Regions from separate parts of the Homo sapiens genome. Here region 2 is linked to region 1. The links are chromatin loops, found by intact Hi-C in ENCODE. Cell type or tissue: B cell. All regions are shown on one strand. Links, peaks and the distances in the headings refer to the core of each region. The heading gives the core; the rest is flanking DNA. Region 1 holds the start of DNAJA3 (DnaJ heat shock protein family (Hsp40) member A3). Region 2 overlaps HMOX2 (heme oxygenase 2).

Region 1 (15,978 bases), core at 2,780-10,779:
GTGAAACCCTGTCTGTCCTAAAAATATAAAAATTAGCTGGGCGTGGTGGTGGGTGCTTGTAATCCCAGCTACTTGGGAGGCTGAGGCAGAGAACTGCTTGAACCCGGGAGGCGGAGGTTGCAGTGAGTCGAGATCGTGCCATTGAACTCCAGCTTGGGTGACAGGGCGAGACTCTGTCTCAAAAAAAAAAAAAAAAAGAAAAAAAAAGAAAATCATCAAGTGGCTGGGCATGGTGGCTCACGCCTATAATCCCAGCACTTTGGGAGGCCGAGGTGGGTGGATCACCTGAGGTCAGGAGTTCAAGACCAGCCTGGCCACCATGGTGAAACCCCGTCTCTACTAAAAATACAAGGCGTGGTGGCAGGTGCCTGTAATCCCAGCTACTCGGGAGGCTGTGGCAGGAGAATCACTTGAACCCGGGAGGTGGAGGTTGCAATGAGCCGAGATCATGCCATTGCACTCCAGTATGGGAGACAAAAGCGAGATTTTGTCTCAAAAAAAAAAAGAAAGAAAGAAAATCATCAGGACAGTGGTCCCACTGGATCCTAGGCGACCGAGGCACAGCTCATCATCCCCTTTCATAGGGAACTGCACCTGCTACAGACATCACAGACCAGAACATCTGGACCACACATTCCTCACCCACTTGGAATTGTCCTATACTCTGTGTGAAGTAAAGAAAATGCTATACTTAAGACAAATCATGCCCCTGAAGAGCTGGGCTCAGGCTCTTCTGCCCTCTGTAAAAGATCTCTGAGCTCACATGGGAGAGTTGCAGCCATTGGCAGCCATGAACTTGGCCAGTCCCATTATACTTCAAATGATCAGTGGTTTCAGCAAGAAATCACAGAGACCGTCTTGTCTCCCATTGCCTTCAGCCCAGCACTGTCGGGGAGCACCATTAAACCCCTTCGCAGCTCTCACAGATATCCACAGCTCAGGAGATGGGGAAAGTGCTCTGTGGAATTGCTGGTCTAGTGAAATGAAAGTGTGGAGGGGGAAACGCTTACGACTTTGTGTTCCCTTTGCAAGTAACATTTGTTTCTCCTTTTTTTTTTTTTTTTTTTTGAGATAAAGTCTCTGTTGCCAAGGCAGTGCAATGGTGTGATCTCAGCTCACCATAACCTGTCTCCTGGATTAAAGTGATTTTCCTACCTCAGCCTCCCGAGTAGCTGGGATTACAGGTGCATACCACCATGCCTGGCTAATTTTTGAATTTTTAGTAGATATGGGATTTCGCCATGTTGCCCAGGCTGGTCTCAAACTCCTGAGCTCAGGCTGTCTGCCCACCTCGGCCTCCCAAAGTGCTAGGATTACAAGCGTGAGCCACTGTGCCCGGCCTGTTTCTCCTTAAAGCTCACATTTTTGAGCTTCTGCCTGGAGAACACGGGATCATATTCTGACTGGCACTGAGGATAGGTGTAGCTTGTGGCTTCTGCAGTCTTTGGCAACAAGCCTGGGATGGATCCATTTGTGTCCAGTTGCAGCAGAAGTCCTTGAAAGGCAGGGCAGCAGTTTGTACCCATGGTAGTAATAAATGCTTGCCCTGCCTCTCTTTTGTTGTGAAAAGCAAATGAAAATAAGCATGAGAAAGTACTTCAGAAACTCCCAAGAGCCATATGCTTGGGAGATACTGATCGCAATGACGATTGATAGGCACGTGGTTTAAAGGAAAAACACACAGTTTTGTTGTGAGAAGACCTGGGCTTGGGTCTTCATTCACTCACTTACTAGCTGTGTGGCCTTGGACAAGTCTTTTCATCTTTCAGAGCTTATTTTATTGTTGTTTTTTTTCTTTGTGGGCGGGGTGGTGTCCGTTTGTAAAAATGGGAATAGTCCTCCCGCTACCTACCTCATAGGGTTGGGCTCATATCAAAATAGAAAACAAAGCCAGGGAACAGTGGCTCATGCCTGTAATCTCAGCAGTTTGGGAGACTGAGGCGGGCAGATCACTTAAGGTCAGGAGTTCGAGACCAGCCTGGCCAACATGGCGAAACCCCGTCTGTACCAAAAATACAAAATTAGCTGGGTGCAGTGGTGCATGCCTGTAATCCCAGCTACTCAGGAGGCTGAGGCAGGAGAATCGCTTGAACCCAGGAGGTGGAGGTTGCAGTGAGTCAAGATCGTGCCATTGCACTCCAGCCTGGACAACAAGAGCAAAACACTGTCTCAAAAATAAATAATAATAAAGTCTAACCAAAAAGAGACCAGGCATAGGCCCAGGCTGCTCTCAGCTGGGAGTCTTTCCCATGTTTTTCTTTCTTCTGTGTGGCAGATCCCAAGGACTTTGTCCTCTCTTTTGGTAATTACCATCATCCACTCCACTCCTTAAGAGTTCTCTGCTTCATAATAGAAAATACTGGCTCCCCAACAATCAGCCTTCCTGCTATCCCTGAAAACAAGAACACACACACCATTTCAACGTGGAGGATTTTTACTGTTCATCACTATGGGGAACTAGATGGGGGATAAACGAAAATACAAAGAAAAAAAGGGGGGGAAGTTACAACGGTGACAGTTTTCATATTACTGAGCTCTCCTCTAGTTCCTAACTCACTCTGAGGTAGTAAATGGAAGTCCTTTTGGCTCTTGTTTTCAGCTTCTATACTTGAAAGTTGTTCTTCTCAACCAGCAGCATCCCCCCAACCCCCATTTCTCCTAAGTTTTGGGCTCCCCGTGAGTAAGTAACTCTGTCTGAGTTCTTAGTATCCTCAGTGCTTAGTACAGCCTGGCACATGGGGCCAACACAGATTGAGCAATGGCTACGCATCAAGTACTATAGGAAGCCTTTACATGATTATGTCACTCAGATGACCCTTTGAGGACATTACTATTTTTTGTTTTGCTTTATTTTGAGACAGAGTCTTGCTGTGTTGTGCAGGCTGGAATGCAGTGGCGTGATCTCGGCTCACTGCAACCTCCGCCTCCCAGGTTCAAGTGATTCTCCTGCCTCAGTCTCCCCAGTAACTGGGACTACAGGTGCGCGCCACCACGCCTGGTGAAATTTTTTTTTTTTTTTTTTTTGAGGAAGAGTCTCACTGTTGCCCAGGCTGGAGTGCAGTGGTGCAATCTCAGCTCACTGCAGCCTCCACCCCCTGGGTTCAAGTGATTCCCATGCCTCAGCCTCCAAAGTAGCTGGGATTATAGGCACGTGCCGCTGTGCCCGGCTCATTTTTGTATTTTTGTAGTGACAGGGTTTCACCAAGTGGCCCAGGCTGGTCTTGAACTCCTGACCTCAGGTGATCCACCTGCCTCGGCCTCCCAAAGTGCTAGGATTACAGGCGTGAGCCACCACACCCGGCAATTTTTGTACTCTTTAGTACAGATGGGGTTTCACCATGTTGGCCAGGCTGCTCTTGAACCTCAGGTGATCCCCCCACCTCGGCCTCCCAAAGTGCTGAGATTACAGGCGTGAGCCACCACGCCTGGCCGACGTCGTTACTATTAAGTCCTCATTTATTTATTTGACATATGGTCTCCATTTGTCACCCAGGCTGGAGTGCGGTGGCACAATCATGGCCCATTGCAGCCTCAGCCTCCCAGACTCAAGCAATCCTCCCACCTCAGCCTCTCAAAATGCTGGGATTACAGGTGTGAGCCACCGTGCCTGGCCTATGTCCCCATTCTAGAGAAAAGGAAACAGAAGAACAGAGTGAAGTAAGTTGCCCAAGGACACACAGCTGGTAAGTGGCACAGCTAGAATTCAATCCCAGGCTGTCTGACTCCAGAGCTATACTCTTTTTTTTTTTTTTTTTTTTTTTTTTTTTGAGAAAGTGTCTTGCTCTGTTGCTCAGGCTGCAATGCAGTGGCACTATCATAGCTCACTGTAGACTTGAACTCCTGGACTGAAGTGGTCCTCCCACCTTGGCCTCCCAAATAACTGGGACCACAAGCATGCGCCACCATGCCCGGCCAATTAAAAAATTTTTTTTTGTAAAGATGAGGTCTTGCTATGTTGCCAAGGCTGGTCTTGAACTTCTGGGCCCAAGTGATTCTCCTGCCTTGGCCTCCCAAGGTGCAGGGATTGACAGGCATGAGCCACCATGCCTAGCACAGAACCCATACTCTTTTTCTCTTTATTTTTGAGACAGAGCCTCACTCTGTCGCCCAGGCTGGAGTGCAGTGCCGCAATCTTGGCTCACTGCAACCTCCATCTCCTTGATTCAAGCAATTCTCCTGCCTCAGCCTCCCGAGTAGCTGGGATTATAGGCGCCTACCATCACGCCCGGCTAACTTTTGTATTTTCAGTAGAGACGAGGTTTCTCCATGTTGGCCAGGCTAGTCTCCAACACCTGACCTCAGGTGATCCGCCCGCCTCAGCCTCCCAAAATGCTAGGATTACAGGTGTGAGCCACCGCGCCTGGCCACAGAACCCATACTCTTTTTTTGTTTGAGACGGAGTTTTGATCTTGTTGCCCAGGCTGGAGTGCAGTGGCGCGATCTTGGTTCACTGCAACCTCTGCCTTCTGGGTTCAAGCGATTTTCCTGCCTCAGCCTCCCCAGTAGCTGGAAATACAGGCATGTGCCACCATACCTGGCTAATTTTTGTATTTTTAGTAGAGACGGGGTTTAACTATGTTGGCCAGACTGGTCTTGAACTCCTGACGCTGTGATCTGCCCTCCTCGGCCTCCCAGAGCGCTGGGATTACAGGCATGAGCCACCGCGCCCAGTCAGAACCCGTATCTTTTTTTTTTGAGACAAAGTCTCACTCTGTCACCCAGGCTGGAGTACAGTGGCACTATCTCAGCTCACTGCAACCTCCGCCTCCCGGGTTCAAGCAATTCTCCTGCCTCAGCCTCCCGAGTAGCTGGGATTACAGGCGCCTGCCACCATTCCCGGCTAATTTTTGTATTTTTAGTAGAGACAGGGTTTCATCGTGTTGGCCAGGCTGGTCTTGAACTCCTGACCTCAGGTGATCCGCCCGCCTCAGCCTCCCAGAGTGCTGGGATTACAGGCGTGAGCCATTGTGCCTGGCCCAGAACCCATACTCTTCATCACTATGCTGGTCATTTAAGTATTTGCTGAATGTATTAAAGGAACTCTTGCTCACCTCCCAACACCCTTGTTCATCTCAGTCCTCCCCATTCCGTAGCCCAAACTCTCTCCAACTATTACTTGCAATTTACAATAGCTTGGTCACTGTTCTTCAAAGGACTGGTGGTTTTATTTATTTATTTATTATTATTATTTTTTTTTGAGAGGGAGTTTCACTCTTGTTGCCCAGGCTGGAGTGCAATGGCGCGATCTCGGCTCACCGCAACCTCCGCCTCCTGGGTTCAAGCAATTCTCCTGCCTCAGCTTCCCGAGTAGCTGGGATTACAGGCATGCGCCACCACATCCAGCTAATTTTGTATTTTTAGTAGAGACAGGGTTTCTCCATGTTGGTCAGGCTAGTCTCGAACTGCTGACCTTAGGTGATCCGCCTGCCTCAGCCTCCCAGAGTGCTGGGATTACAGGCGTGAGCCACCGTGCCTGGCAGGACCGGTGGTTTTTAATCTTCGAGTCTCAATGCCTGTGGAGAATTTGACGAAAGCTATGGGTATCTACCCAAATTAACATCCACGTACACAAAAATTTGGTGTACAATGCTGGGAGTAGCGGGGAGGGGGAGTAGCACAGATTCCCAGGCTTTGGGGATGGGGGTGAAGATTTATGAGCACAGTTTGTTTTAAATCCAAACAAGAATCCTCAGGTTTTTTCCCCATTGCTTGAGGTGGTTATGATGGTGGGAGTGTGAAAATTGAAAGTCCTTTGCAAGACTAACCAGGTCAGGTCTCCCTTCCTAGCCTCATCTCATCACATACTTTTTTTTTTTGAGACAGAGTTTCGCTCTTTTTGCCCAGGCTGGAGTGCAATGGCGTGATCTCGGCTCACTGCAACCTCCACCTTCCGGGTTCAAGCCATTCTCCTGCCTCAGCCTCCGGAGTAGCTGGGATTACAGGCATGCGCCACCACGCCCGGCTAATTTTGTATTTTTAGTAGAGACGGGGTTTCTCCATGTTGGTCAGGCTGGTCTCGAACTCCGGACCTCAGGTGATCCGCCCGCCTCGGCCTCCCAAAGTGCTGGGATTACAGGCGTGAGCCACTGCGCCCGGCCACCACTTCTTTTCTTTTTTTTTTTTTTTTTGAGATGGAGTTTCTCTTGCCCAGGCTGGAGTGCAGTGGCGCGATCTTGGCTCACTGCAACCTCCGCCTCCTGGGTTCAAGCGAGTCTCCTGCCTCAGCCTCCCGAGGAGCTGGGATTACAGGTGCGTGCTACCATGACTGGCTAATTTTTGTATTTTTCGTAGAGACGGGGTTTCACCATGTTGGCCAGGCTGGTCTGGCACTCCTGACCTCGTGATCCGCCGGCACCTCGGCCTCCCAAAATGCTGGAATTACAGGCGTGAGTCACCGCGACCGGCCTCATCACATACTCTTAAATTTAGGGTTTAAGCAAAGAAGGCAAACACTTTCATATCTTAGACATTTGTTTCTTAAGTTCAGGCTACTTGGAATACTCCATCCCTACCTGACACACTTTTCATCGATGTTCAGTTTGAATCTTACCTCTTAGAAGCCCTGACATCCCAAACTTCCTCTCTCCCATTTTAGAAATGGAATGACTCCTTCACCTTGTATGACTGTAACAGTGCTTATTCCTGTGATAGCATTTAACATTGTTAGTTGCTAAGGAGCCTCTCTCGAGTCATTGTTTGCTCCTCCCGAACAGGGATGGTGTATCAGGCATCACTGTATCCCCGATATTCTAGAACATGCATGACACACAGTAGGCGCTCACAAGTTTTACTAATTTAGTTTTTGGGCAGCACGGCTCCCATTCGGAACCAGCAAGTTCACTGCAGGTTTGGAGAAGGCTAACACGCTTAAGGAGAGAGCTGAGGTCGGCGCGGTGGCTCTCGCCTGTAATCCCAGCACTCTGGGAGGCCGAGACGGGTGGATCACGAGGTCAGGAGTTCAAGACCCAGCCTGGCCAAGATGGTGAAACCCCGTCTCTACTAAAAATACAAAAAAATTAGCCGGGCGCGGTGGCGCGCGCCTGTAATCCCTGCTACTCGGGAGACTGAGGCAGAGAATTGCTTGAACCCGGGAGGAGGAGGTTGCAGTGAGTTGAGATCGCGCCACTGCACTCCAGCCTGGCGACAGAGCGAGACTCTCTGTCAAAAAAAAAAAAAAGAAAAAAAGGAGAACTGAGTCTTGTTAGAGGAGGCGGGTGGGGAATCAGCCTAAGAGACAGTGAGACTGCGGCCAGGATTCTGAGGGTGGCGACGAAGATTTACTAGAAGCGCGCGGAGACGGCATGAGTAAAACTCACGCAATTCGTCGTAAGTCTCAGGGTCAGCAGGAGGAAACCACGCACTACATGCTGGGAGCGGCGCGACGGAGGACCGCGTTGTATGCTGGGACTTGTAGTCTCGCCCTTAGCCAGACCCCTCGGACCACTTAAGTTCGGCTACATTCAACCACGTCCTTACACCGATAACGTACACCCATTGGTTGTCTAGCACAGAATAGCGAGGTTCTGCACGGCGAGTCTACCTAACAACACTCTTCAGAGCAAACCCCGTTTCGGCGATGGCTACCCGGAAGGCGCGTTGGCTGCGGCTACGCGTACGGTGCGCCTGCGCGTGCGCGACGCATGCGCCTCTACGCGCGCCCGCCGTTCCCGCGAGGCCCACCTAGAGCCGGGCGGCGCAGGCGCAGAGTCCCCGGGCCAAGATGGCTGCGCGGTGCTCCACACGCTGGTTGCTGGTGGTTGTGGGGACCCCGCGGCTGCCGGCTATATCGGGTAGAGGGGCCCGGCCGCCCAGGGAGGGCGTGGTGGGGGCATGGCTGAGCCGCAAGCTGAGCGTCCCCGCCTTTGCGTCTTCCCTGACCTCTTGCGGCCCCCGAGCGCTGCTGACATTGAGACCTGGTGTCAGCCTTACAGGTGAGGGCAGGTTCCAACTTCCGAGTGGCGGTTTCAGGGCCTAGAAAAGAGTGAGTCTCCTCGCTGTGACTACGGCTGCAGGGGTAGTGGGGTGGAGGGTGTCTTCCGACGCGGATGCACAATTGCCGGAGACACAGACAGGCAGGAGGCGGGGAGGCCCCAGTGGCTGCTCAGCCGTCAAGGAAGGGAGAGAAGCGTGGAGCCCCCGGCGGCGGTGATGAAACGCCCCGTAGATCGTGAACCTTCACCTCTCTGTCAACATTTCTGGAGGCCGCTGCTCCCTCGTCCTCTTCCTTTCCCATCTCTCCACCTTCTAGCCCGTAGCGGAAGGGAAGAGCTAACTGCCATTCGGAGAGGCCTAGGTACTTTGTTACAACAACCCTGCAAGATGCCTGCCGTCATCACCATTTTAAAGAATGAGAAACTGAGATTCAACGGAGGAATCGACCAGCCCAAGGTCATGGAGTTAGACTAGAAGAGTTGTCTCAAACCCAAAGCAGTCATGTCATAGTTTACGCTCTTTCTACCACGTGGTGCTAATTGAAGGGCACAGTTAACAATCTTTTTAGAAGTCTTTAGTTGGTGATTGTAATAATAACACAGTCAGACATTTATTGAGCACTTACTGTTGGCCAGGCATGGTTTTCCCCTTACATCACATTTCCACATGATAGGCACTGTTATTCCATTTTATAAAGATACTGAGGCTTAGATGTTAAACCACTTATAAATGTCACAAGGAGGTGGAGGCTTGATATCATTGCCTGAGATGACACTGAATTATACATTAAGCCTTGAAGTGCTTAGTCATGTTTTCTTTTCTTTTCTTTTCTTTTTTTTTTTGAAACTGAATCTTGCTCTGTTGCCCAGGCCGGAGTGCAGTGGCTCAATCTCGACTCACTGCAACCTCCGACTCCTGGGTTCAAGAGATTATCCTGCCTCAGCCTCCCCAGTAGCTGGAACTAGAGGCATGCGCCACCACGCCTGGCCAATTTTTGTATCTTTAATAGAGACGGGATTTCGCCATGTTGGCCAGGCTGGTCTCAAACTCCAGACCTCAGGTGATCCGCCTCCCCTTGGCTTCCCAAAGTGCTGGGATTACAGGCGTGAACCACCGTGCCCTGCTTAGCCTTCTTTTCTTATGCCGTGTGTTTTGTGCTGTGTGTTGTACGTACCTGAATTGTGCTAGTTTTGTGTCCTCTAGAATTTGTGCAAATGGTATTTAAGCTATCTATAAATTTATAAAGATTAATTAAAGGGCCCTGACAAGATAATTTATACCAACTAACTTCCTGTTGCAATCCAGTTTGTAATAGTTACATAGTAGACAATCATTAAAGTATCAGTAATTGTGGTTACTTCATGCAATGTAAAGAAAAGAGCCTGGGCTTCAGGGGTGAACTTCCCCAGCGTCTGTGAGCGGGGTGTATTATTTAACCCCTTCGAGCACCTGTCTGAAAATTCATTCATTCACAGGTGTTAATTGAGGCCAATTGTATGCCAGCCACTGTTCTGGGCACTGAGGAGATGGCAGAGAACAAAGAGATTGGATGTGTGTTTGGTTAAGAGAATGATTATTTATGTATTTAATTATTTTTTAAGACAGGGCCTCCTGTTGCCCAGACTGGTGCAGAGGCACAATTACAACTCAGTGCAACCTTGACCTCCCAGGTTCAATCGATCCTCCATCCTCAGCCTCCTGAGTAGCTGGGACTACAGGCATGCACCACCACACCCAGCTAGTTTTCTGTAGATGGGGTTTCACCATGTTACCCAGGCTGGGCTAAAGTGATTCCCTTGCTTCAGCTTCCCAAAGTGCTGGGGTTACAGGCATCAGCCACTGCACCTGGCCAACAGAATGAATTTTTTTTTTTTTTGAGACGGAGTCTCGCTGTGTTGCCCAGGCTGGAGTGCAGTGGCGCTATCTCAGCTCACTGCAAGCTCCGCCTCCCGGGTTCACGCCATTCTCCTGCCTCAGCCTTCTGAGTAGCTGGGACTACAGGCGCCCGCCACCACGCCCAGCTAATTTTTTGTATTTTTAGTAGAGACAGGGTTTCACCGTGTTAGCCAAGATGGTCTCGATCTCCTGAACTTGTGATCCACCCGCCTCAGCCTCCCAAAGTGCTGGAATTACAGGCTTGAGCCACCGCGACCGGCCTTATTTTTATTTTGAGATGGACTCTTGCTCTGTTGCCCAGGCCAAATTGCAGTGATGTGATCCTGGCTCACTTCAGCCTCCCAAGATGCTGGGCTTATAGGTGTGTGCCACCATGCCAGGCTAGATTTTTCAACATGAGCAAAAGTGGCCATTTTTAGAGCTTGCTAACATTTTCTAATGTCAAGGTTGTTTTAAATAGAATCTGGCTGCATCTTTTCATTCAAATATTAATCCTTAGGTGACTTGTTTTATTAAGCCAAATTTGTTCATGTTCCAGCTGTACAAATTTGGGAGCACTCGTTATTATTGTGTATGTGAAAGAGAGAAACAGGCACTAAACACTAAGCTTTGTGTGAAGCTGTGACTAAGGAACTGCGGTTAGCTGTCTTGTTCCCCAAGTGAGCTCATAACCTGCCATGGGCAAGTTTTATATCAGGTAGTGTACACAGGTGAGAGGTGGCATCCTTCAGGGTACGTGCTGTTTTCACAGATAGAGTCATCAACTGGTTGGGCGGGGTGGCTCACGACTGTAATTCCAGCGCTATGCTGGCGCTGAGGCAGGAGGATCACATGAGCCTAGCAGTTTGGGACCAGCCTGGGCAACATAGGCAGATCCCATCTCTACAAAAAGATTTTTTTTTTTTTTTTTTTTTTTTGAGACGGAGTCTCACTCTGTCGCCCAGGCTGGAGTGCAGTGGCACGATCTCGGCTCACTGCAAACTCCGCCTCCCGGGTTCAGGCCATTCTCCTGCCTCAGCCTCCCGAGTAGCTGGGACTACAGGCACCTGCAACCGCGCCCAGCTAATTTTTTGTATTTTTAGTAGAGATGGAGTTTCACTGTGTTAGCCAGGACGTCTCGATCTCCTGACCTCGTGATCCACCCGCCTCCGCCTCCCAAAGTGCTGGGATTACAGGTGTGAGCCACCGCGCCCGGCCAAGATTTTTTTTGTTTGTTTGTTTGAGACGGAGTCTTGCTCTGTAGCCAGGCTGGAGTGCAGTGGTGCGATCTCGGCTCACCATGATCTTGACTCACCGTGATCTCGGCTCACCGCATCCTCCGCTTCCTGGGTTCAAGTGATCCTCTTGCCTCAGTCTCCTGAGTAGCTGGGACTACAGGCACGTGCCACCACTCCCAGTTAATTTTTGTATTTTTAGCAGATACTGGATTTCACCATATTGGCCAGGATGGTCTCGATCTCTTTACCCATGATCTGTCCACCTCAGCCTCCTAAAGTGCTGGGATTACAGGTGTGAGTCACCGCGCCCGGCCTACAAAAAGATTTTTAAAAATTAGCTGACTGTGGCCGGACATGGTGGCTCACGCCTGTAATCCCAGCACTTTGGGAGGCCTATGCGGGCGGATCACCTGAAGTCAGGAGTTTGAGACCAGCCTGATCAACATGGAGAAACCCCGTCTCTACAAAAAATACAAAATTAGCCAGGCCTGGTGGCGCATGCCTGTAAACCCGGGTACTCGGGAGGCTGGGGCAGGAGAATTGCTTGAACGTGAAAGTCGGAGGTTGCCGTGAGCCGAGTTAGCGCCATTGCACTCCAGCCTGATCAACAAGAGCGAAACTGTGTCTCAAAAAAAAAAAAATTAGCCAACTATGGTGGCAACTGCCTGTACTCCCAGCTGCTTGGGAGGCTGAGGTGGGAGTTTCACTTGAGCCCAGAAGGTTGAGGCTGCAGTGAGCCATGATGATGCCACTGCACTCCAGCCTGGGCAACAGAGTATGACTCTTTCTCTACCAAAAAATTAATAAAGTCATCAACTGAGAAGCCATGTGGTGGCGAGCCTCTATAGTCCTAGCTACTCAGGAGGTTGAGGTGGGAGGATTGCTGGAGTCCAGGAATTTGAATTTGGCCTAGGCAACATAATGAGACCCCTGTCTCTTAAAAAAAAAAATTTTGAAAAGGTCATTAACTCAGCGTCCAAACACTAGTCTGTGATCTTGTCTCAAATCTAGTAGTAAGATGACATAACAACATTTTAGATGTGACTTTTCTTCCAAGCAGAAAGAAAGCAGTTGTTGGTGGCCAGGTATGGTGGCTCATGCCTGCAATCCCATTACTTTGGGAGGTGGGTTGATCGCCTGAGGTCAGGAGTTTGAGACCAGCCTGGCCAAGATGGCCAAAGCTTGTCTCTACTAAAAATAGAAAAAGTTGGTCAGGCGTGGTGGCGGGTTCCTGTAATCCCAGCTACTCGGGAGGCTGAGACAGGAGAATCGCTTGAACCCAGGAGGCAGAGGTTGCAGTGAGCCGAGATCGCGCCACTGCCCTCCAGCCTGGGCAACAAGAGCCAAACTCCCTGTCAAAAAAAAAAAAAAAGAAAGCAGTTGTTGGACAGTGGGTTGGCCATTCTTAGAACGACTTGGAGGCTTATTTTATTCTGGGTTGTTCTAAAAAGGACAGGACATTTACTGGTCATATGTGATAAAATAAATAGTCTATTAAATGAAATCTAATTATTGTTAATCATTGATGCCCTATGGATAATGTCAAAAGTCATCAGACTGGGGATGGTGGCTCATGCCTGTAACCCCAGCACTTTGGTAGGATGAGGCCGGCGGATCACTTGAGGTCAGGAGTTCGAGACCAGCCTGGCCAACATGGTGAAACTTCTTACCTACTAAAAATACAAAAATTAGCCAGGTGTGGTGGTGTGCGCCTATAGTCCTGGCTACTTGAGAGGCTAAAGCAGAAGAATCGCTCGAACCTGGGAGATGGAGGTTGCAGTGAACCGAGATCACACCACTGCACTCCAGCCTGGGTGACAGAGTGAGACTCTGTCTCAAAAAAAGAAAAAACAAAGCCATCAGTCTTGTAATTAAACGTGATTTGTCTTTATCCACATGCAGTTTTGTGCGTTACTATCTCTGTACTAACTCCTGTCCGTGTTCTCTGCCCGTAATGTTGAAGCCACAGCTGCCACAGGTCACTACCAGCCTCCGCCTTGTGGCATTGGAATGAGTGGTGAGAGAGAGGCTGGACTGGGCCGGGCAACCCCTTACTCCGAAATAAAAAGAGGGTTGAGTACAAGTTCAATAATAAGTCAGGTCTAGTGTTTTCTCAAGTCTGACTGAAGAAACACAAAGTGGTCTCCTGACCCCTACTACTTCCAGTGTGCTTTTTGTATCCCGAGGATATTGGGTGTGCCAAACACACGGATTTATTTCCTATTTCTAATTTTAAGTATCCTGACCATTCCTATCCATTCTCCTGTCTGATCATCCTTTACCTGGCCTCCTACTTGGATGTGCTCAACCAACCTCTGGTTGTGTTTTGTGCTGATTAACTTCGAGTAGTCTCCCAGGCTTCCTAGAGTTGTTTCTCTTTTTTTTTTTTCAGGTGGAGTCTTGCTCTGTCGCCCAGGCTGGAGTGCAATGGCGCGATCTTGGCTCACTGCAACCTCAGCCTCCCAGGTTCAAACAATTCTCATGCCTCAGCCTCCCAAGTAGCTGGGATTACAGGCGTGCACCACCATGACCGGCTAATTTTTGTATTTTTAGTAGAGACAAGATTTCACCATGTTGGCCAGCTTGGTCTCGAACTCCTGACCTCAAGTGATCCACCCGCCTCGGCCTCCCAAAGTGCTGGGATTACAATAGGCGTGAGCCACCTTGCCTGGCCTAGAGTTGTTTCTCATGCAAACCTAATGGGTTCTTTGTTTAACATTTGCAGTGGCTCCCTATTGCTCTTAGGATAAAATCCAGACTCCTTAGCATAGCTCTAAGGCCCTTCCTATTCCTAGGCCCCATTAATCGTTATCATCTCTAACCACCACTACCACCACTGCCATCTAGTTTAGTTATAGGTATAAATCTGTATGGATTCAAAGTCCTCTTTAGCCTATTTCTGTCTCTCTCTCTTTTTTTTCCATGTCATAAGTTTATTTACAAACATCTAGTATGTCATATAAGTTCAAGTCTTTGATCCATTTATTTATTTATTTTTAATAGAGACAGGGTCTCTGTGTTGCCCAGGCTGGTTTCGAACTCCTGGGCTCAAGCGATCCTCACGCCTCAGGTTCCCAAAGTGCTGGGATTACAGGCGAGAGCCACTGTGCCCAGGCTTATTTTTCTTTCTTTTTTTTTTTCTTTTTTTTTTCTGTGATGGAGTTTCACTCCTGTTGCCCAGGCTGGAGTGCAATGGCGCGATCTTGGCTCACTGCAACCTCTGCCCCCCAGGTTCAAGCGATTCTCTTGCTTCAGCCTCCTTACTAGCTGGGATTACAGGCATGTACCACCACATCCGGCTAATTTTGTATTTTTAGTAGAGATGGGGTTTCTCCATGTTGGTCAGGCTGGTCTCTAACTCCTGACCTCAGGTGATCCGCCCGCCTTGGCCTCCCAAAGTGCTGGGATTACAGGCAGGAGCCACCATACCCGGCCCGGCTTATTCACTTTTTAAACAGATTTCATCTATTAAAACACCTCCAGTCTGGGCGTGGTGGCACACGCCTGTAGTCCCAGTTACTTGGGAGGCTGAGGCAGGAGAGTCGCTTGAACCCAGCAGGCGGAGGTTGCAGTGAGCCAAAATCGCACCACTGCACGCCAGTCTGGGCAAGAAGAGCGAAACTCCGTCTCAAAAAACAAAGAAACAAAAAGCCTGCCGGGCACGGTGGCTCACGCCGGTAATCCCAGCACTTTGGGAGGTCGAGGCAGGCGGATCATGAGGTCAGGAGATCGAGACCATCCTGGCTAACACGGCGAAACCCCGTCTCTACTAAAAATATGAAAAAATTAGCCGAGTGTGGTGGCAGGCGCCCGTAGTCCCAGCTACTTGGGAGGCTGAGGCAGGAGAATGGCGTGAACCCGGGAAGTGGAGCTTGCAGTGAGCCAGGATGGCGCCACTGCACTCCAGCCTGGGCGACAGAGCGAGACTCCATCTCAAAAAACAAAAAACCTGCTCTTCCTATCTGTTAAGTGGATGAACTAAAACATCCTTGTTTCTTAAGCAGTTGGTGTCTTGCTATTAAAAAAGGTGCTGTGAATCCAGATCCAAAGTACAAAGTCATCCTAGTTAGTAACCGCCATTTGTTTTCCACTGAAAGTGGCAAATGCTTTCCTGGGCAGCTTAGCCAGTTTCTGCAGCTTAACAGCTGATGCCTAGAAGTTCTTCCCCGACCTTCTTAGATTGATTTGTCATTGGTTCTCAGCAGGGGACACTTTTACTTCCCAGGGGACATTTGGCAATGCCTGGAGACGGGGAGTTCTCTACTGGCATCTAGTGGGTGGAGACCTCCTGAGTTTCTGGTGAATGTCTGGAGTAGGGCTTGAACATCTGTGTTTTCATCAGTCTAATGATGCTGTTGGTCCAGGGAGCGCAGTCTTGAGAACTGCTCCTTAAGTAGATACCCAAGGCTGCAAGATAGAGGGAAAAGAATGTGGGGAGTTGTTAAGCATTAAATGTGACAGAAAAATATGAAAATATGAAAATACCTAGCAAATGGTAAGTGCTCATGTGGCATAAGAGGGGGGAGCTGAATCCCTTTTTAATCATCTCCCAGTCAGGAGTATTATTCCTTTAGTGGTTTACTGAGACCACTCCAGTAGTATAAGCGAGGAGAATCAGCCTCATCCAATACTCTGACATAGTTTAATATTAATTGAATACTGTGGCTTCCTTAGCCATTATTGAAGTGCATTAGGGAACAGCCCTAAAGCTGTAGCCTGTGTATTAGTCTGTTCTCATGCAGCTAATAAAGACATACCTAAGACTGGGTAAATTTTAAAGGAAAGAGGTTTATTTAACTCACAGTTCAGCACGGCTGGGGAGGCCTCAGCGATCGTGGCGGAAGGGGAAGCAAACACATCCTTCTTAACATGGCAGCAGGAAGAATGAGCAAAAGGGTGAGCCCCTCATAAAACTATCAGATCTCATGAGAAC
Region 2 (15,978 bases), core at 2,754-10,753, 82 kb after region 1:
CTGAAATTTGTTGGACTTAGTCTCCATGGAGGAGGATTTACCATCTTCGTTGTCTCAGAAGTCCTGGTAGTGCCTCATGCCAGCAATTTAGCAGGAGCAAAAGCTTTGAGACAGTGTTCTGGATCTGCTGAGCTGGTCTAAAGGAACCTCTTTTGCTTGAAGTAACTGTGATAGGAACTTTGTTACTGCTTCTGTTAGCTCAGGTGTTGGAATGAGAATCAGCAGCTGATGAGGTGAACAGCTAGGAGTACTGGAATTATGGAGTAGTGGAGGTAGATTTTATAAACAGAGGGTCCCAGTTTTTTGGAAATGGGAAAGAGAGAGGGTAGACTGGCCTTTCTAGAATTTGTAACAGAAAAGAGGACCCAGGAGCTTCCATTGACTAGTTAGTTAATGCAGTGCGGGATCTTAGCTGGTTTGCTTGGTCCAATTCCTGTCTCTCGGTTTCTTTTTTCCCTTCCCTTCGCTGCCTTCCCCTCCCTCTTCCCTTTTTCTTTCCAAGAGAATTGAGTCACTCCATATAAAAGAAGCAGCCAGTTGGCTAAAAAGTCCAACAAAAAACAAGTATTTATAGCTCTCCAAATTTCCCACTTGTCATTATCAGTATACTTTTGCACACAGTTATAGTCGGTGTTTGGGATCCTTTTTAAAAAAATAAAAAGTTTCTGTAGGCTTTTCCATGCATGAACACAGCTTATCAACTTGCCCCGGCTGTGCCAGGATTCCATTGTTGACTGTTGTTTGAGCAGTCATGCCCTTTGTTCTTAGGCTGTGTGTTGTTTTTTTCCTAACATCATAGTATGGCTGGGTATTATTTTGATACAGATTACAATTACTATTACTATTTCTTGAAGTGTATTTCCCAGAGTGGAATATTTTAGGATCTTTTTTTCTCTTTTGTGGGGGTGGGGAACATGTAGCTTCTTGTGGATATTAGACATTGAAGTCTAAAAAGGTTCTATATTTATGATTTGGCCCTCAATTTTCTAGAGATTCCAATGGTTCCTGCAAAGAAAAGAGCATTCAAGTATAGAAACCAGCCAGACTAAGTCTGGACATGTAGCTTTTCAGAAAGTGAAAAAAAATTATGTTTCTGCAGTTGCAAGGTGGCCTCTGAATGCCACACTGTGTGGCCACTCCCTTGGACAGTGGCTAGGCCACAGGGTCGCCTCCCCTGGCCCCAGTCTGTGGGTTGAATATGCTAACCGAGCCTTCCCAGGAGCCTCCTCTGCCCCCAGCCCCCAGGTCTGTACAGATGGTAGTTGGTACTTTCAGCCCGCCTTGAGAACTCAGTATTCTTCCTGTTAGCTTTCCTTCAAAGTAAAATCGGTAGAACCTATTTTGAGTGTAGAAAATTTGAAGTCGTGGACAGCAGATTACAAAAAATTGCCCACCACCATGCCTGGCTCATTTTTGTATTTCTAGTAGAGATGGGCTTTCACCATGTTGGCCAGGCTGGTCTCGAACTGCTGACCTCAGGTGATCTGCCCACCTCGGCCTCCCTAAATGCTGGGATTATAGGTGCGAACCACTGTGCCTGGCTCCTTTTTGTATTTTTCGGAGAAGCACAAGGACTTGTTGTTTAATTAAGCAAGACTATACTCTCCCAGAGCATGCAGTTATTATTGAGTAAAACACAGTTAATGAGATTTAATCACGTTCCCTATCACTGTTGTGCAGCATGATAAGTAGGTGCAAATGGCAAGAAGCACGCTGAAGTTACTGCAGTTGGTAACCTGGGCCATGGATGGCACTTGTCTTTGCCTCATTTTGCCTGTAAGAAGCATGGGGCCTGTGGTCCTGGGGTACCTGGACCCTCAGCCTGGTGTGTGTGTGCCCTCAGCCTGGTCCTTTACTTCCATCACCCATCTAGAGGCTCCAGGACCCTTTACTGCACCCCTCCCTCCTCTAGATAGCTCAGTGTTTTCATCCCAGCACCTTTTTCTCTGCTGCCTGAGAACTGAGCAGCCAGAGACAAATTTTGGCTCTCAGGGTCCTCAAGGGTGTACAGCAAAGCTGTTCTTATTATTTAAAGTATTTTATTTATTTATTTTTGAGACAGAGTCTTACTTTGTCGGCCAGGCTGGAGTGCAGTGGCATGATCTCGACTCACTGCAACCTCTGTCTCCCAGGCTCAAGAAATCCTCCTACATCAGCCTCCCAAGTAGCTGGGATTACAGGCTGGAGTGCAGTGGCTCCATCTCGGCTCACTGCAACCTCCGCCTCCCAGGTTCAAGCGATTCTCCTGCCTCAGCCTCCTGAGTAGCTGGGATTACAGGTGTGTGCCACCATGCCTGGCTAATTTTTGTATTTTTAGTAGAGACAGGGTTTTACCATGTTGGCCAGGCCGGTCTCGGACTCCTGACCTCCTGATCTGCCCACCTCGGCCTCCCAAAGTGTTGGGATTACAGGCGTGAGCCACCGCGCCCGGCTAGCAAAGCTGTACTTTTACCAAAAAAAAAAAAGAAAACATTTATAAATCAAGGTCTGAAGGCCCATGTGAGGCTTATTCTACAGCTTGCAATGCCTGTTTTTGCCCCTTGGTAAGTGGACGCACAGCTGGGCAGCCTTATGCTATCTCTGTGAACTACCCATTTCTGGCTTTGTTCATAATATTCCCTTGATCTGGAGGCCCTCCCCCAGCCCTGCCCCAAATCCTGTCTGTGTTGAGGGTCCTGCCCCAGGAAGCCCTCTGCATACTCTTCCCTGCATGTAATACCTGCCTGCTTTCACATTCTTCTAGACTGTGCTGTGCATCGTACAGTTCATCAGCATTATTGCAGAGTAGAGTGTCTCTGATTTGGAGTCAAGAGAAGGTTCCATTTTTCTGTACATCCCGATGTTTATTTTCTGAGTGTTCTCAGACATCACTAAGCCTCAGTCAAAATAAAGTATGATCATGATGTAACATTCATTGAGTGCTTATCACATGGTAGGCATTGTGCTATATGAGTTATTGCTTGACTTCCTAAAATAATCCCAGTAGAGATGCTAAATCTAAAGGTGAGAGAGATGGTTCAAAAAGACCTCAGTGAGCAAACCATGTACTATAATATCCTAAAAGATAACAAAAATGTAACTAGGTATCTAGAGAAAACTCAGGAAGGATATGTGCCTTGGGCCTTTTAAGGACCATTTCTTAACACTTCTGTGTTCTTCTTGACACCTGTTTCTGGGTAGAGCACATAGAAAATGCTCAGTAAATAAGTTCTTTTTCCTTGGCCCAGTTTGGCCTGATTTGGCCCCAGTTCTGTCTTTGTGAGTTACTTTATTAGTTGTCGGTGCTACTGTGCTGCTATTCATGTGGAAGATTCCCCAAATGGGCTGCGCCTTACATTGCCTGAGCAGAAGCCCCGAGGGATGGAGGATGAGCTTGCCTTGTTATGGGACTGTGTTTCCCTGGCTGACAAAGGCTCAGCATTTGCAGCAGGCAATGGGAATTGATTGGCCAACTTAATATTTCCTTCAGCCTAGCAAAGTCCTGAGTAGGCTAGGGACAGTCTGCTTTTTTGGTAACTCCTGTAGGCTGCCTTCTGCACAAGGCACCCAGCCTCTCACAGGTAGGATGAACTGGCCTCAGCACGCTTGCAGAGGGGTGGAACTGTGCGTTGCTTGCCAAGCTTTTTGTTTCCCTAAGGTTTTTGAGGTTTTCTTTGTTTTTGGTAACTTTCAATTTTTTTTTTTTTTTTTTTTTTTTGGACAGAGTTTCACTCTTATTGCCCAGGCTGGAGTGCAGTGGCGCGATCTTGGCTCACTGCAACTTCTGCTTCGTAGGTTCAAGTGATTCTCCTGCCTCAGCCTCCTGAGTAGCTGGGATTACAGGCACGCGCCACCACATCCGGCTAATTTTGCATTTTTAGTAGAAACAGGGTTTCTCCATGTTGGTCAGGCTGGTCTTAAACTCCTAACCTCAGGTGATCCACCCACCTTGGCCTCCCAAAGTGGTGGGATTACAGGCATGAGCCACCGTGTCTGGCCTAACTTTTAATTTTGATACGGTCTTTTTTTTTTTTTTTTTTTTTTTTTTAAGACAGTTTCGCTCTTGTTGCCCAGGCTGGAGTGCAACGGCGTGATCTCGGCTCACTGCAACCTCTGCCTCCTGGGCTCAAGAGATTCTCCTGCCTGAGCCTCCCGAGTAGCTGGGATTACAAGTGTGCACCACCATGCCCGGCTATTTTTTGTATTTTTAGTAGAGACAGGGTTTCACCATGTTAACCAGGCTAGTCTCAAACTCCAGTCTGCCTCGGCCTCCCAAAGTGCTGGGATTACAGGCATGAGCCACTGTGCCCTGCCTTGATACAGTTTTAAGCATACAGAAAAATGGTAAGAATAGTACAAAGAACTCTCATACCTCTTCCCCAGATTCACTGCTAGGATTTTGCCTTGTTTGCTTTTCTGACTTGCCAGTGTCCCCCACCCTGCAGCATATGCACATGCACACACACTGTCTTCTGAACCATCTGACAGGGAGTTGCAGGCAGTGTACCTTTACTTCTGAATACCCCAGTGTGTATTTCTTAGGAACAAAGACATTCTCTTATATAATCGCAGTACAATTATTTTTAAAAACCAGCAAGCTTAATGTCAATACAATGCTATTACCTAATACATTGTTCATATTCAGATTTTTTCCATATTCCACTATGGTCCCAGTAATGGCAGAGCTTTATTTTAAAGAAAACAATCCTGGGGTGTGTGGGTGTCACCTTGGTTACATTCGCTCTGAGGAAAGCAGAACCGACAGGTATTTGGGGAAGTGACTGCCGTGGGTGCCACATCACCAGCTCCTTGTGTCTCTGCAGGACCAGAGGAGCGAGAGCAGCAAGAACCACACCCAGCAGCAATGTCAGCGGAAGTGGAAACCTCAGAGGGGGTAGACGAGTCAGAAAAAAAGAACTCTGGGGCCCTAGAAAAGGAGAACCAAATGAGGTGAGCGATGGGGGCTGGCTGCACTGAATCAGGTGGGCCCAGCACCTGTCGTGCTCAGCACACCTGGTTTTGTCTGTTGGCAGCACTGGGGAGTGGCCATGGGCCATGAGCTCTGGACCCCTGGGTGCCTGCTTGGCCCTGCAGGGACCGCATACAGCTTCGGCTGCTTAGAACTCTCCCCACTGGTCCATTGTCTCATCCAAGGAGGCAGGGCAGGTGCTCCTGGGAGTGCTGATAGGATTTGATGGTAGTTATCCTTTTTTCTTTTTAAAAACTTGTGCGTTTCCTCATCTGGGCTGAGAAAGGGTAAACGCAGGCAAAGCTGGCTCTGTTCAGTCTTTTACCACATAAAAGACTGCAGGGCAGCCTTTCCTTACTCTGTATAGGGACAGCTCATGCTAAACCTGAGCTTCCAGGCCCTGTTCTGCATCATTAGCCTCTCATAGCCCTGTCATTGGCCAAGTTTTTTTTTTATCCCTTGAAATAATTGCTAATAATAAATTGATTCTCAGCACATGGATGATAACGAGCTAATCTCCTAAAGAAGACAGCAGAAGCCAGACCATGATAAGGCCAAATTTTTCTCACTCTTGTAGATGGATTGTGTGGACACATGTAAGCCCCTGCCCAAGTACCACCATCTTTAGGATCACATGTTTTCTACCTTGTCCATCCATCCACACACCTTTACAACTGTGTAATTTCGTTAAGCAGCACAAACCCAGCGTCCTGGCCCTAGCCTCTCGGTTGTCTCCTTTGCATCCTTCCGTGCTTGGTCCTAGTCACATATAGTCTCAAAGAAGCTGTGGGTCCAAGGTGGGAGGAAGGCAGTAGGGCCATCTGAGGAGACCCATGGTCACAGCCTTACTGAGGTGTGTGAATTCCAGAAGACACGTTCCAAGGCAGGCTGTTCTTAGAGAAGCCAGCAAATACTGAAGGGAATACAGATGTGTGTCTCTTCGACCACTAGGTGGCCACAGAAGCAAAGCATTGCTCATTTGGGTGGTTCCCAACACAGACACATGGACGTGGGTACTACTCTCAAGGAGCAGGCCACAGTTATCCCTTGTGTCCTGAGTCCTTGGAGCAGAATGTCATGTCTGCTTGTCCTGTGTTCCCTGACAAGTTGCTGCTATTTGTGTTGGAGTGAAGTGTCTGAGAAGCCCCAGCCTCCAGTACAACAGGTGGTCACCTTGGGGTGTGGACTCAATCTTCTCTCTATGGTCCTTTCTGGAAAGCTGGGAAGGGCTAATTGACACACAAACACCTCCCATCTCTCCACAGAATGGCTGACCTCTCGGAGCTCCTGAAGGAAGGGACCAAGGAAGCACACGACCGGGCAGAAAACACCCAGTTTGTCAAGGACTTCTTGAAAGGCAACATTAAGAAGGAGCTGTTTAAGGTTTGTGCCCCGCATTGGGTTCCAGACTGTCATATGGGGTTGGGGTGGGGGCCTTGGTCCCATGAGAAAAGTGCCCCTGGAGCCACTCTGAGGGAAAAGCTGGGCTTTTCTCCACACTCCATTCCTTCTTGACGTTAAGCTCTGGCTCTCGGCTGGGTACAGTGGCTCATGTCTGTAATCCCAGCACTTTGGGAGGCCGAGGCAGGTGGATCACTTGAGGCCAGGAGTTTGAGACCAGCCTGGCCAACATGGTGAAACCCTGTCTCTACTAAGAATACAAAAATTAGCCGGGTGTGGTGGCGCGTGCCTGTACTCCCAGCTACTTGGGAGGCTGAGGTGGGAGAGTCACTTGAACCTGGGAGGCGGAGGTTACAGTGAGCCGAGATCGTCCCACTGTACTCCAGCCTGGGTGACAGAGCGAGACTCTTTACCCCGCCAAAAAAAAAAAAAATTGGTTCTCATGGCTTAGATAGAATAACATAGTGGTGTGAAGGAAGCAAAAGTATGCGTGTTCCAAAGACTTCACCATGCCATTCCTTTAAGAAACAAAAGCTTCCTTGTGTGTTAAATAATTCACTACATAAAAATGGACCATAGGATTGGGTCTTTGGGGTTGGGGGTTGTCACTTGAGCCTCTGCATCCAGCTGCTCGGATGTGGTGTGCTCAGGCATAGCTGGCCTCCTCCTGTCACCTCCACAGCTGGCCACCACGGCACTTTACTTCACATACTCAGCCCTCGAGGAGGAAATGGAGCGCAACAAGGACCATCCAGCCTTTGCCCCTTTGTACTTCCCCATGGAGCTGCACCGGAAGGAGGCGCTGACCAAGGACATGGAGTATTTCTTTGGTGAAAACTGGGAGGAGCAGGTGCAGTGCCCCAAGGCTGCCCAGAAGTACGTGGAGCGGATCCACTACATAGGGCAGAACGAGCCGGAGCTACTGGTGGCCCATGCATACACCCGCTACATGGGGGATCTCTCGGGGGGCCAGGTGCTGAAGAAGGTGGCCCAGCGAGCACTGAAACTCCCCAGCACAGGGGAAGGGACCCAGTTCTACCTGTTTGAGAATGTGGACAATGCCCAGCAGTTCAAGCAGCTCTACCGGGCCAGGATGAACGCCCTGGACCTGAACATGAAGACCAAAGAGAGGATCGTGGAGGAGGCCAACAAGGCTTTTGAGTATAACATGCAGGTACTATTGGGGGCTGCCAGCTGCTAGGGCTGAAGAGGGAAACTTTGACAGTGGTAGCAGATCCATAGTGGCCCATGAAGGCACACATGGCATTAGGACAGATGAGCTGCAGGGTGCCGAGAGGAAGGTGGCCACCAGATTGGCCACCAGAGCTTGTGGGCCCAGTGGGTGGTTCCCAGCATGGAGGCCTGGTGTGATAGATGCCAGTGGGTAGTGTTTTGGGAAGGGTGAGTCCTCTCGCACATAGAGGGGTCTGGAAGAATGGAGCTGGCTTCCTCCCTCATTGCAGGATGCTGGTCTTGAAGAATGGTTAATTTTCTTTTCAAGTTTTGCTCTGAGAAGCCCTGCTTTATAAGTTAATAGAGAGCCAGTGCCACCAAGGAGAGTAAATAAGCTCTGTTTACAAGTAGCCTTTAGATGAGGCTGAACCTGGGGAAGCTTACTCTGTCCCCAGGTCCTGTCAGCTTCCACTGAGGCCTCCCAGGGCACTCAGGATGAGTATGCCCTGCCACAGTCTCATTCTCCCATGTTCCAGGTTTTCTGTTGCTTCTTGATAAAAAAATAACCAGCACCTAGAAATGGGGATGTACTCATGCCCTCCTGTCTGTGCTGTGGTAGTTTCAGTGGCTTGAGCCACCTCAGAGAAGGCTACATCTCTGGTCAGTTCCCAGGGGAGACCCAGCATTTGGCAGCCTTCTTGGGGTACCAATATCCACACCTCCCCAGAGCTCTTGCTAGGGAGGGAAGACCATCAGGCAGTGCAGCTGCCGCCCACCAGTGCTGCTTGCTGTGTAGTTGGCACACCTGAGCAAGCTCACCTGCTCCAGCTCACTCTCTCTGGAGGGCGTCCTCTAAAAGGAGAGTGTAGCCAGGCGCAGTAGCTCATGCCTGTAATCCCAGCACTTTGGGAGGCTGAGGCAGGGGCATTACTTGACCCCAGGAGTTGAAGACCAGCCTGGGCAACCAAGGTGAGACACCATCTCCCCACAAAATTTAAAAATTAGCCAGGTATGGTGGTACACACACGTAGGAGGATAAGGTGGGAGGACCACTTGAGCCTAGGAGTTTGAGGCTGCAGTGAGTTAGCCATGTTCATAACACTGCACTCTAGCCTGGGCAACAGAGACCTCATCTCAAAAGACATTTAAAAAAAAAAAAAAAGTATGGGCAGCCCAAAGATGGCTCAGTCGATCCTCTGCTCCTGCAGATATTCAATGAACTGGACCAGGCCGGCTCCACACTGGCCAGAGAGACCTTGGAGGATGGGTTCCCTGTACACGATGGGAAAGGAGACATGCGTAAATGCCCTTTCTACGCTGCTGAACAAGACAAAGGTAGGTCTGTGTGTCCTGAGCTCCCCTCCTGGGGCAGGTGTAGCAGGAGACTCCACTGATGCCATGTCTCCTATTGGTGCTGCCACACAGGTGCCCTGGAGGGCAGCAGCTGTCCCTTCCGAACAGCTATGGCTGTGCTGAGGAAGCCCAGCCTCCAGTTCATCCTGGCCGCTGGTGTGGCCCTAGCTGCTGGACTCTTGGCCTGGTACTACATGTGAAGCACCCATCATGCCACACCGGTACCCTCCTCCCGACTGACCACTGGCCTACCCCTTTCTCCAGCCCTGACTAAACTACCACCTCAGGTGACTTTTTAAAAAATGCTGGGTTTAAGAAAGGCAACCAATAAAAGCCAGATGCTAGAGCCTCTGCCTGACAGCATCCTCTCTATGGGCCATATTCCGCACTGGGCACAGGCCGTCACCCTGGGAGCAGTCGGCACAGTGCAGCAAGCCTGGCCCCCGACCCAGCTCTACTCCAGGCTTCCACACTTCTGGGCCCTAGGCTGCTTCCGGTAGTCCCTGTTTTTGCAGTACATGGGTGACTATCTCCCCTGTTGGAGGTGAGTGGCCTGTAAGTCCAAGCTGTGCGAGGGGGCCTTGCTGGATGCTGCTGTACAACTTCTGGGCCTCTCTTGGACCCTGGGAGTGAGGGTGGGTGTGGGTGGAAGCCTCAGAGGCCTTGGGAGCTCATCCCTCTCACCCAGAATCCCTCTAACCCCTTGGGTGCGGTTTGCTCAGCCCCAGCTTATCTCCTCCTCCGCGCTGTGTAAATGCTCCAGCACTCAATAAAGTGGGCTTTGCAAGCTACCTCCTTCCCTGCCTCCTGGCACCGGGTGGGTCAAGCCACCTCCCCATAGGAGAGTCCCTCAGAAGCAAGGGCATGTTATGTCTGTGTGGGGAGTGGACATCGTCCATCATGGCTCCCAGCAGCCACCTCCTGCTCTGGGTCTACTCTCCAGCACCTCTAGTCTCCAAAGCAAAGTCACTCTAACCGTCTTGCAAAGATCTTTAAAGTGTATCCAGCACTGCTATTTTTTAGCTCAGAAATACCTTAGAGGTTTCCTACTTAAAAGGTTTTTTTAAAATATATATATATATTTAAAAATAAGGGTTTTAAAAAAGCACATATTTGTATTTAAACAATTCATTCTCTAAAAGAGAAACATGAACTTAAATAATTTTATTAATAGGAATCTACTACCTGTAAAAGTTTTATTTCAAAAAGGGTTAAAAAGTAGGGAAACTCTTTAAACTACTGACCAAGACTGCCACCTTCATAATTCAGATGAGTTAGTGCAGAGATGGCCAGGGCCAGAGGTCGCCCAGAACCTGCGTGTGCAGACTGCGCTCTGTTAGTCTTCTGCCTGTCAGCCTCAGCCCAGTCTGTGTTGCTTAAGGGTGCGCCTCCCCAGGGCTGGATGATGCTGTGCTCAAGCCTGCGGGTAGGAGGGCTCCAGCTTGCAGATCCCATGCGTGGATGCCATATATAGATGGTTGAAACCAGCATCAGAGGAAGGAAGGTGACCTTACAGCCACTGCCGAGACCAACGTGTGCCCTGGCCCAGTCACAGCTGGAAATCCCAGGGCTGGTCTACACCCGACTCTGGTTTGGTTTAATTAGGTCCTTACGTGTTGGTGTTGTCCCAGGCAGTTGGCATGGCATCAGCACTGAGGGTGTGAGACCCTGAGGACTCAGCCTCCCGTCCTGCCAGTAGACTGCCTGCAGCCCCACCCTCTTTCCCTCAAAAAAGAAGGAAGCCAGGCAAGAGAGCAGAGGCCCAGGGCGGGGGAGTGAAAGGGCCAATTTAATGAGAAACTACAAACTGAGACTGGGCCACGATTCACAGTGACAGGAGGCCATGCAGTGGCAGTGCGAGACCAGGAAGGACAGTGGCAGGATACAGTGGTCCAGGTGAGCAAGTTCACAAACCATTCAGGAAATAAAGACAGGGCGAGGCTGGTGTCCACCAAGGCAGTTCTACCACTTGTGGCTGCTCCTTCCTCGTCCCTAGCCCAGTGTGCCTGCAGGAGCAGGTGTGAGCAGGCACAGCAACAGCCTGTCAGCTGGGGTGAGGGGCCCGGCACTTACAGGGAAGAAAATCCATGGAGAAGGCTCTGCACATCCAAGCGCACCCACAAGGGGGACCCTCTGCCATCTCTTGCCCAGTTGGGATACACCAGCCACCAGGCAGAGGTCATACCCACACGCAGTGAGGACACAGGGCAGACGGGAAGGGGCTAGGCTCAGGGGCTCCTTCCGGCCCCAGCAATACAGGGTTCACAGAGGCATGGCCTGAAAGGGGGTCTGCACACTGACTCAAAGGGACAAGTTCCTTCTTAGCTACCAGGGTCTGATCATTCACCCAGGTACAGTGTCCTCTCTACCTGACACCAGGCAGCTCTCGGGCACTGGGACAGGGTATTAGACATCCTGGGCTTCTATACCTGAGAGTTCTGAGGGCCAGAGTTGGCAGTTTTACTTCCAGCCACCATGCCCCACCTCTAGCACCCCAGAGGCGCAAAGTACCCAGAAACAAACCCAGGCTTTGTGACCCTGTCCTACGTGGGCCCACCTGACTCCAGACAACTTACCCATTCTCGGCCCAGCAGGTCAGAAACGCCTGTGGCCACAGGCCTGGGGACTAACTGGCTAACTGCTCTGGCTGCTGTTGGTCCCAGGGGGAAAGAGTCTGGACTGAACCTGTACCTTGTTTGGAAACAGAGGCATCAGGACCCCAGCAGGAGACCCCTCCCAGCTTATCTTCCCGATCACACACACCAAGCAGACCAACAACACACAAGCTCATTGTCAGCCCCCTGCCACCCACTGACCCTTGGCCTTAAATCCCAACAGAATTTTTGCCAGAAGAGTCAGCGGCTCAGGTAGGGCAGGGTGAAGAGGACAGGACTTCTAGGGGATGGTGGCACGGCTCCCAGCCCCAAGTGGGAGCGGGAAAGTGACCACTGAGCACAGGGAGCAAAGCACAGGGGGCCAGACTGACAGGCGGGGGAGTCCCGAGTCCCAGCTCCGTTAGCACAGGCGCTTGTACGTGTAGATGTAGGCTTTGCAGCTGGGGCATGTGTGCGTCACATCCTTGAAGTCATTGATGAGGCAGGGGATCAGGCAGCAGCCCAGATCACATCTGAATCAGAGACAGGGAAGAACAGGCTGAGGCCTGCTGCGGAGGAGGCAGAGGCAGCCAGTTGACCCTGGTGCAGCCCCCACCCTACCAGTGCCCACACCACCTACCCCATGAAGCAACAGAAGAAACCCAGCACGAAATTCATCAAGCCAATCTCGTAGGAGATCTTGGTGGTGATGGCCTGCTGGCAGTGGGGACACACCGTCTGCACAGGCGCTCCCTCAAAGATCTCTCCCTGCAGCACTGTCACCGTGGTGGCAGCTCCTGAAGGGACCAGGACTGTGGCTGTGTGGCCCCCAGGGCCAGGGTAGGGCCCTGGCGTGTAGGGCCCTGGGGGGTAGTAGCCCATGGGTGGGTGGGGGCCTGGAGGAGGGTAGAAACCTGGAATGGCACAGAAGATGGAGGCGAGAGGTCACTGGCCTGCCACCTGCACCAGACAAAGAGATTGGCGCAAAGCCCCACGGTCCACAGCGCCCAGCGTGCAAGGCTACGCCTCAGACCTCCTACCGCCCTCCTAACGGGCCAGTGGGAGGCCTTACAGCTGGGGCCCTAAGTCAAGTGGGGCCACATTCTCCCAGCCCTTCCTGGTCCCCACCCCTTGGGGCCCATGACAGATGTGGCAGAGAGCCAGGCACATGGCCCGGTCCCTCTGCTCCTCTGTCTGTCTCCAGCATGCAAGGACAGGGCACTCAGCCTCAAGCCCATGACCAAGAGAGGGAAAGCCTTGCGGGTCACCCACCCCTCTCCTGCACACAAGGCGCCCCTCCCCACCCATGTCAGGTCCTGGTGTGCCAAGGACCAGCCCTTCCTGACCAGCCTGAATAAGAGCAGTCCCACCTTCCCACGTCCACAGTCCCTGTCCACACACAGCCTGAGCCCTAGGCAAGGGCTGGTTGGGCGTGTTGGAGTCCCTGCCCTACAGCAGATGCCCACCTGTACTGAGGACAGCCAGCGCAGGCCAGACAGCAGCCAGGAGTTCCCCATGCTCCCCTCAGATCCCTTCCCCACTCACCCGGAGGCATGTAGGTGCCATCTGCACTCATGTGTGGTGGGATGAAGCCAGGCTGGGGCATTGGGTGACCCGGCGGCTCATAGGGTGGGGGGCCAATGTCCGCAGGGGGCAGTGGCATGCCTGGAGGGGGCTGCATCACAGCTGGGGAGGAACGGCCTGGACAGAGAGAGGCAGAAAGAGGAGACTGAGCTGGAGCCTCTGCACGATGAGCTCGACCAGAGGCCACTGTTTTGGGACACAGATGGGGCCCAGGGGTAACCCTGGAGTGGGCATCACCACTTAGAGAGTCCCAACCATGCCATGGCGGCAGGGGGCTGCAATATGGAGCCTCAGGAACAGTGACCCCCTACCTGGGGTGGGCGGGGCTCCACTTTTCTCTTCCAGAAGTGGGGCTGTGGGGCCCCCAGGATAAGGAGGGGGAGGCTCGCTGGACATCTTCGCTGCTTCTCCTGGACATGGAGGGAAAACCCAGACATGAACTAAGCTCCCAGCCAGGTTCCTTCTCCTTCAGCCCTGTGGGGTGGCCAAGATGCTGCACAAGGCGTGTGACCATCCTCAGAAGGGTCTGCCTCCAGGCACTGGGGATCCCCCACCTTTCCCAGGGCCACCTAGCCCAGAGCCACCATCCTCACCTCTCAGTAGTCACCTGCTCTTCCCTGTTTGGAAGCTGAAGGGCAAGGACAGAACCCAGGAAGCAGGGCCCAGTGAGGTAAAGTCCCCCAAGGAGCCTAACTCAGCACTTGCCCCACACGAGAGCAGTTTGGCACCGAGCTCTCCCCTCCCCAAACGTTTAGCGGGCACTAAGGCAGTCGGAGGAGACACTGGACCGATCTCTGCCACAGGCTGCACTGGGAATGGGGGTTCTGGGGGATTTCTTACCTCAAATCCGTGCTACTCAGAGAAGGGAGGCAGGTGAGGCTCCTTCAGCTGCTGGCCTGGATGGACAGGGAACAGGCAGGGCTCCGGGAGCTGTTTCAGGGGAAGGAAAGGCAGGGCCCTCAGCAGGGAGCAAGGGCTGCCAAGCCAGGGCTGGGCCCAGGGGCCTGGGCATACCACACAGTTCCTCCCCTTCCACATCCGGCTTCTCCCTAGCTGTCACTCTGCCATCCACACACCCGACCACCCCTCCATTCCTCGGTCCCGTCGCAGGTCTGCTTCCTCCCTCCCCCAGGACTGCTGGCACCCAAGGGCCACGGCTGGGCCCTCTGCCTCCCCTCCCACCAGGCCTGAGCTCCCATGCATGAGGACTGGACTGCCAGGCAAGCTGTGCTCTGGCCTGTGCCCTTCTGGTTTGTTTGTTGAGGTGGGGGTCAGGGGGAAGAAGAGTCAAGTGAAATCTTTTCCCTCATTTCTGTCACCAAACTCTCTGAGCACAGCTCAGAAAGGTGGGAAGCTTTTGCTCTTACTTAGCATCATAAAGGACTTGGGAAGTGGGGTTCAGTTACCTTAGCTAAAAGTAATAAAATGAGACAAAAATCAGTTTCAGTGGAACAAAAAATACAGGGAAAGGAGTGTTTCCCAGACAGCCCAGCACCTGCAGGGGATGGAGGGCACATAAGTTTGAATATAAAGTTTAACAAATCAGGGGCAGGGCCAGAGGAACCAAGTCCAAGCTCTTGGGTTCAACTATAAAGTACCATGGAAGTTTGAAAACTGAAAGAGATCAAAAAGCTGTTAGAAGAAAATGCAGGCATCAATCTTTATGACCTTCGATTAGGCAGTGGTTTCTTAGATATGACACCAAAAGCAAAGCAACAAAAGAAAGAAAACTTAAAGTGGATGTCATCAGAATGAAAAACTCTTGTGCTTCAAAGGATACCATCACATTTTATAATTCATAGATCTGATAAAGGACTTGTATTAAGAAATACAAAGAACTCAACTCAATAACAGAAAGACAACCCAATTTTTAAAAGGATTTGAACAAAGACTTCTCAAAAGACAAATGGCCAAAAGCACATGAAAAACTACTGAGCGTCTTTTCATAAGGGAAATGAAAACCAAAACCACAAGGAGACCATTTCCTATCTACTAGGATGGCTAAAATTTAAAAAGACAGTAATAGGCATTATGTAGAAAAACTGGAACCCTCATACACTGCTGGTAGGGGACAGCCCCTGCAAACCTTTTGAAGAACTGCCAGCCCCTGTTCCCCTTTTGAGGAACAGTCTGGCAGTTCCTCAAAAGGTTAAACCTAGAGTTACCAGATGACCCAGCAATTCCACCCCTAGTTATCTGCCCAAAAGAAATGAAAACCTGTCTACACAGAAATTTGTACACAAATGTTCACAGCAGCATGAATCATAATAGCCAAAAAGTGGAAACAACCCAAATGTCCATCAACAAAGTGGATAAACAAAACCGTAGGCTGCCCAGACAATGGAAGACGATTCGGCTATAAAAAGGAAGGAAGCACTGACACCCTACAGCATGAACTCTGAAAACATGCTTGGTGAGAGAAGCCAGACACAAAAGGCCACATACTGTATGATTTCACTTATATGAAATGTCCCCAATAGGCAAACCCATAGAAACGGAAAGTACATTAGTAGCTGTTTAGGTCTGGGGGAGAGGGGAAATGGGGAACATGGAATCTCCTTCTGGGGTAACGAAGATGCTCTGAAACCGATTGTAGCAACAGTTGAACGATTCTGTGAATAACTAAAAACCACTGAATTGTACACTTTAAATGGGTGAATTGAATGGTACGTAAATTATGTCAATAAAACTTATTTTTAAAAAAAATGAGGGAAAAGAAAATTAGTCCTACTGCAGCCCATCTCCACATGTCCCTGCTGGTCTGTATGCACAGGCACCTGTACCTTTTGGTTTTGTTTTGTAGAGACGGGGGTCTCACTATGTTGCCCAGGCTGGTCTCGAACTCCTGGCCTCAAACAATCCTCCTGCCTCGGCCTCCTAAAGTGTTGGGATTACAGGCAGGAGCAACTGCGCCCAGCCCATACC

Evidence for each region. Hi-C counts contacts between places; a loop is a spot of excess contacts. Peaks named below come from ENCODE experiments on the same cell type or tissue, not always from the same donor. Only the 100,000 strongest peaks of a DNase experiment are listed, where the experiment ranks them.
Region 2: it touches region 1 in a loop (16-fold over the local background); 4 of 110 quality-filtered maps call a loop at or near these places.

What each region holds. Positions count from the first base shown.
Region 1 is chr16:4,418,162-4,434,139 of GRCh38, forward strand. DNAJA3 (DnaJ heat shock protein family (Hsp40) member A3) reads left to right here and starts at 7,707. Exons shown (of 12, transcript NM_005147.6): 1 at 7,707-7,931. The coding sequence starts at 7,721. LOC124903635 (a long non-coding RNA gene) reads right to left here and starts at 7,628. Exons shown (of 3, transcript XR_007064963.1): 1 at 7,317-7,628; 2 at 2,198-2,392. In B cell, for the core only: no CTCF peak of the experiment used is centred there; DNase peaks (open chromatin) are centred at 6,840 and 7,490; H3K4me3 peaks cover 1,979 bases; H3K27ac peaks cover 2,530 bases.
Region 2 is chr16:4,500,682-4,516,659 of GRCh38, forward strand. HMOX2 (heme oxygenase 2) reads left to right here. Exons shown (of 6, transcript NM_002134.4): 2 at 4,803-4,929; 3 at 6,214-6,331; 4 at 7,032-7,523; 5 at 8,731-8,857; 6 at 8,948-9,666. The coding sequence starts at 4,844. The coding sequence ends at 9,075. It overlaps CDIP1 (cell death inducing p53 target 1), which reads right to left. Exons shown (of 6, transcript NM_013399.3): 2 at 13,894-13,983; 3 at 13,365-13,463; 4 at 13,015-13,170; 5 at 12,110-12,383; 6 at 9,988-12,002. The coding sequence starts at 13,449. The coding sequence ends at 11,891. Among named protein-coding and RNA genes, the nearest start is that of CDIP1, 30 kb to the right of the region's middle. RefSeq lists enhancers at 12,536-13,063, 13,064-13,590, 13,591-14,118. In B cell, for the core only: CTCF peaks have their summits at 5,897 (motif pointing right) and 6,097; DNase peaks (open chromatin) are centred at 4,840 and 5,910; H3K4me3 peaks cover 1,312 bases; H3K27ac peaks cover 3,964 bases.